Linked DNA regions of Mus musculus: region 2 is linked to region 1. Evidence: chromatin loops called from intact Hi-C (ENCODE). Cell type or tissue: left cerebral cortex. All regions are shown on one strand. Links, peaks and the distances in the headings refer to the core of each region. The heading gives the core; the rest is flanking DNA. Region 1 has its middle 29 kb from the start of Lsm8. Region 2 overlaps Cttnbp2 (cortactin binding protein 2).

What was found. Peaks named below come from ENCODE experiments on the same cell type or tissue, not always from the same donor. Only the 100,000 strongest peaks of a DNase experiment are listed, where the experiment ranks them.
Region 2: it touches region 1 in a loop (4-fold over the local background); 25 of 42 quality-filtered maps call a loop at or near these places.

The regions. Positions count from the first base shown.
Region 1 is chr6:18,818,158-18,821,079 of GRCm38, forward strand. No RefSeq gene overlaps it. Among named protein-coding and RNA genes, the nearest start is that of Lsm8, 29 kb to the right of the region's middle. In left cerebral cortex, for the core only: a CTCF peak has its summit at 1,408 (motif pointing left); a DNase peak (open chromatin) is centred at 1,400.
Region 2 is chr6:18,396,272-18,399,193 of GRCm38, forward strand. Cttnbp2 (cortactin binding protein 2) reads right to left here. Exons shown (of 23, transcript NM_080285.2): 13 at 1,247-1,333; 14 at 1,062-1,161. Among named protein-coding and RNA genes, the nearest start is that of Gm40356, 38 kb to the right of the region's middle. In left cerebral cortex, for the core only: no CTCF peak of the experiment used is centred there; no DNase peak of the experiment used is centred there.

The sequences.
Region 1 (2,922 bases), core at 153-2,652:
TGCCTGCCTGCTGCCATGCTCCACACCATGGTGGGCATAAACTGGAGCCTGCTGGAATCATGAGCTCCAGCAAACATTTTCTTTTATAAGCTGCCTTGGCCTTGGTGTCTCTTCACAGCAACAGAGAAGTAGTTAGGACACCCAGAAGAGCAGCCTGTGCTCTTAACCTGCTGAACTGCCTCTCCAGCTCTGTTTCCCCACTTTAAAGGAATGAAAATAGAAGGTAAACCAAATTGCAAGCCCAATAAATGTGAAAGATGAACCCAACCTCATCTCTGTGTGCTATACAATGGTGCCCTACTTATTGCAACCTCCACTTCTCTCTCTCTCTCTCTCTCTCTCTCTCTCTCTCTCTCTCTCTCTCTCTCTCTCTCTCCCTCCCTCTCTCTCTCTCTCTCTCTCTCTCTCTCTCTCTCTCTCTCTCTCTCTCTCTCTCTGTGTGTGTGTCTTGGGTGGTAGAGGGTTCTTTATGTGATCTAGGCTGCTCCAAACTCTCAATCCTCCTGCATCAAGCTTTCAACTGCTGTGATTACAGGTGTTTACTACCATGCCCAGCTTTCTTGCCTTTGTTAAGGCTAAATCAAGTTTTTCTCGTTCTCATCCCAACTGTCACATATATTCAAGTGTTGTGTAAGCTTGCCCCAAACCTTCATCCAAAGCATCTTTTCTGTCTGTCTCCTTTCAAACAACAGGTCTTACCTTGAAATCTTGAGATAGAAGCTTTATCTATCACAGTCCAGTCCTAACTTGTTCCAAATGCTGACCTTTTAGTAATATTCTCCAGCCCATGTATTCTAGGCTATTTTGCAGCATTTCAGACTTCTACCTACAGACTCTAATAGCACTTTTCATCCAGCTCTGATAAAGATAAATGTACTTGCCAAGTGTACTTTTGGAGGTAAAGTTGTTCATATTTGAGAAACTATAGATTGGGAATAACATTAGACAAGACTTTGTGTTAGTTGTATTTTAATGCTTTACATTTCAGATTCTCACTTCATCTGTAATACTAAAATTCTGCTGCTTGTGGGTGCAAAAGATTGAACTTAAGGTCCCACACATTCTAACAGGCTCTACCGCGGGATTATAGCCTCTGTTTTATAATATGTTTAAGGAAAAGGACAAACTCTTCTGAGAGCCTCTTAGCATCACCAGCATAGTTTCAGATAATCAAAACTCTGTCAGTATGCTTTAAAATGAAGAAGTGACCTGTGGTGGCTATTACATTCTATTACAGTGTCTTATCATTGGTGACAGAGACCATGAAATAGTCCTCTTTGGAACTTCAGCATGTGGGAAAAAATACATACTACGTGCTCAGTGTGTGGCTTTAAAACTCTTCCTGGAGGAATTTCTGAAATTGGCTTTTAACTGTGGCCTCTATTCACATCACAGCCCTGCCACCTAGTGGCCAATTACCCAGATTTAACTACAATACCTCGGATGAAAGGTGCGAATACTGACTTGTTTATCAAAGAACTGAAGTGTAAAAGTATATTCAGCTTCATTAGGTAAGGAGATTCTAAGCCATACATAGAAAACATTTTACAACAATGAGAATGTTCAAACTTTTAATGTTTCGCTAAGCTGATTGAAATGAATGCCTATAGATAAGACGTTCGTCATTCCAATGTGTTCTCAGTATGTGACATATGCATCTTTATTCCAAGCAGTGTCTTTGCTCATTAAGATCAAGCATTGTTGCTTTTCCCTCATCTTCAATAAAGTCCTTCCAAGATATAGAACTCTGTGAAATAGGAAGATACATTGTTCATGTAGCATAAAAAATTGACTGGACCAAAGTTGATTGACTGTTTGGAGTGAAATTATCAGTTTTGATCGATTAGTGTGCTTGTAGCAATGACTGAATTAATCCATCAGTTCAACTAAGTAGGTTAATAGAAATGCTGTAATAACAAAAATATAAGCTGTGAGGAAGCACTTTCACTTTCATTGTTGATTAAATGAAACTCAGTAACGAAAACTCAATGTTTTCATCACTTGGAATTATATATGCTCAAGTGACTCATTTATTACTTACAATGCTAAAATACTAATATAAAAATTAATAATAATGCAGTGACTATCACGCGCAGGATAGGGGAAATGAATGACAGGGAGCTGAGAAGTAAGAGTACATTTTAATTTTAACTTCAGGAGTTAGGATTTGATACATCATAAATCTGTTACTAATCCATATTTATGAGTTACAAAATGTATTTTGCCTTAGCAGGAAGGCATAACCAAGTGTCTCTAAAACATGGTGCATTGTTCTGTCACTTGTCTGTGGTTTTTGGAGGGTATTAATATACTTTGATGCCAAATATAACAGATGTATGAACTCACACATCGATCTTCCTAATATTAGCTCTGGATGCATCGGTTATGTGAAAGAGGCTTACTTGTTTCTGATACTTCACACTTTCCTGATGACAGGAATGACCCCATTTTTCTTTTCCTCTCTGCTATTTAAGACATCTGAAGAAAGCAAAAGAGATTATTTAAATCAGGTCCTACTTACATACATGCAGAAATTGAGATTTTGGAAAAACTTGGCAAAAAAATCCAAGATAAATGAAACTAGTGGTTATAGATGGTTCCAGAACTCACATCTGCTGAAAGAGTAACTCTCAGAGGATCAGCCTTGAGGCTGCTCTGTAGCTTCACACCTGAGAGTGCATATACCACCCAAGCACAAGAGATGTGAGAGCCAAGCTCATGGTGCTTTATGTCCCTGGACACTTCCGTAAGCATTAGGAGTTCCAACTTCACCAAGTCACTTTGAATCCATGCATTGTCATGTTTCCTACTGAGAGGACAACATAAAACCCCATTTGTCTCCATTTAAGGACCAGAACTGATTTCAAAGAAAGTCTGTAAGGCACCAGCTCCAGGGACAGACCATAAGTCCTAGAAACTAGG
Region 2 (2,922 bases), core at 284-2,783, 420 kb before region 1:
ATCATCTCAAGTGCCATCAAGATCACCAACCAGGGACACTGAATGGTCTGTCTGAAAGCTGCTAGTTACAAAGACAGGCTTTAAAATAGGGCATTGCAGAGTAAAAGTTAATAAATGTTAGCTATCATTGAAATAGCATGAAAGAAAATAGTGTTCTGTATCTATTTCCTGGTTTCTGGTCAAAGACGAGCCTGTGTGTCAGGAAGACATTAAGATTCTAAGAGATTCCCTATTCCTCCAAGTTCAAAGACAAGGCATAGCCCTCTCTGTTAAAATTTAGAAGGTCTAAACTCATGCTCTTTGAATCTTACAACTTCTCTCCCAGACGGGTCTGTGGCTAGACCTTTTGGAACTAAAGTTGAATGGTTTCAGCTTCGTGTCACAGCTCTGCTATTCTGGGTTATGCCAGCCTCATCTGTAGCAAAACATGGGTTGTCAAGCTATGAAAGACCTCATGAATAATTTATCTCAAGAAATGTTTACATGTGGTTCTGCTACCCTATTAGTGGGAATAGATACAACATCAGCTATTTGTAGAAGACTGCTATAGACCCAGTGAGTTAACTGGTACATGCAATGTATTGACCAAAATGCTAATCAATGGCACGCTAATGGCCAGCTGGAGACAAAAGTTTACTCCAGGTAGTACATCTTTACAGGAAGTGTGTGAATGAGAAAATCTACTCAGTCTTGGTTTGTTTCATTTTTATCAACATGCGGCACCAATTCTAGGCAATGCCAAAATGTGTTATGCAGTCCTGCTAAAGGGAGCTGCTTGCATTACCTCTTCTCTTGCTCTATTGCTGCTGACAGTTACATAGTGTGCTCAAAACAATGAGTGGTTTATAAAAATAAAGAAGAAAATTCAGGATGACCAACTAATACAGTATAGCTCAGACAGAAGTCTTTTTTGCAAGTGTTCACTTGGACTCCCAATTTTTACTCCATGGCCATTGAACAACTAAAAAGTAGAATAATTATGAAGGTTATTTCCTTGGAATGGCTTCAGTGAAGAACATGTCTGTGAGTTATCACAAGCCAGCTCCTTGAAAGGGTCTTACCATTCCTGATGAACACGTCTACTAGCTGCTCTTTGGAGAAACCCGAATCCACCTCGGCTCTCACTATTTCACAGGGGAATCCTGCAGCCATCTGTCTGTACTGTGATAACAAAACAGGGATATTAGTTCTAATAGTCTTCCCAGTTTTCCAGAAAACAAAGTAGTAGTATGGAAATATGTAATACCTTCATGCAGAGGGCAAGCTGATTTGCTATGTAGTCTTGCAAGCTTCCTTCTGGTCCATGGAAAATGACATTATGATATTGCTCAACCTGTTCAAAAGCAAGAAGAACCCTGGGTGAAGATGCTAGCTTGACAAGGAAATGGGCAGTGCACAAGGACAGAGGTCCCAATTATCCCCAGGTATCCAAAAGAATGAAGCTATTTGAGAATAGGAGTATTTCCTAGACTTGTCAAGTCCTTTAAAACTTGACCTGTGCCTCCTCTCCCCTGGAAACAGATATGTTTACAGAAGTTATGGGAATGTATTCAGGATACAGGAGCACACAAAGACCACCTGCCGGTTATTATTTTGTAAGCTAGAGAGAGAAGCTAAAAAGAATCATTCTTCAGGGGCCCCGTGATGGTGAGCTTAGGACTGGCAGTCAGGGTATGTAAGACCAGGTTTCTGATAGCCATGAGTGACTTTTCTCTGAAGTTAAATACTGTTCTGCTGTTGGTATGCCTTCAGTACACACTGGTGGCTATAGCTACCCAGCGAATGTCACATCCCAAACACCGTAGACTGGACACAGTACTGGCACAGCTCTTTTCTGTGCTATTGGTGGCCTAGCAAGGCAATGGCAGTTGTGCAGGCAAGGACCGAGACTGAAGCAAGGTGTTTTTCAGAAATGTGAGGATATTCTGGAAAGTACAGCTGAGGTGCAGTTTCTAGGCTGAGGAGTTGCTGCACCATAAAAATCATCAGAGAAAAATATAATTGAAGAATATTTCTGAGCAGTAATTGTTCTCCTTTGTACGTATGAGTGGGAATACAGAGAATGTGTGGGATTATACCTGTCATTAAAAATGATGACGAGATTTGTCTAGTTCTGGCCACTTCTTCTCAATCTTAAATAGAATCTACAGAGGTGGACTTTTTTATTCTTTTGGTTAGCTTAGGAAATTTTACTATGTTTTGGGTACCATCTACTGCTTTCCTATATTTCTAAGGAACAACTACAATACTACTCTTTGTTCCTTGTGAATGCATCTGCCATCTTATGACATGATTGTAGCTCTGACCTTCTGGTTGGCATGTTGAGAGAGCTCCTTCAGACAGCTTTGTGCCTTGTGCCTCATGCAGGCATCAGTAAGTTCATCCTACTGTTCATCATCTCAGTGTTATTCTCCACTGGCTTGAGTAAAGCCTCAGAGCATCTTCAGTTTCTCATCTAGTTCCTTACTTCACCCAACTGCTTCCCAACATTGTTCTTTTCCATCCTAGTCCACATTTTCCTACAAATTGCTCACATTGATTTCACAGTTTTATTTCTTTGCAGCCTAGAGAATTGCCCATATTTTATTGGTCTGGTTTTTCAATGGCTAGGATCTGTACTGGTCCCCTCCCATGCATAAGTAGAAATTATAACTGGATCTAAGGTGGTAAATTAGGGATGGTTTCCCTAAGAGTTGAGCCAGCTGGTTTTATGTCAATTTGATAGAAGCAGAGTCATCTGAGGGAAGGGAGCAGCAATGGACAAAATGCCTCCATAGGGTCAGGCTGTAAGCAAAGCTGTAGGCAATTTCTTATTTAGTGATGTATATCAGATGGCCAGCCCATTGTGGGTGGTGCTGTCACTGGGCTGATGGTCTTGGATTCTATAAGAAAGCAGACTGAGCAAACCATCTAGAGGAAGCT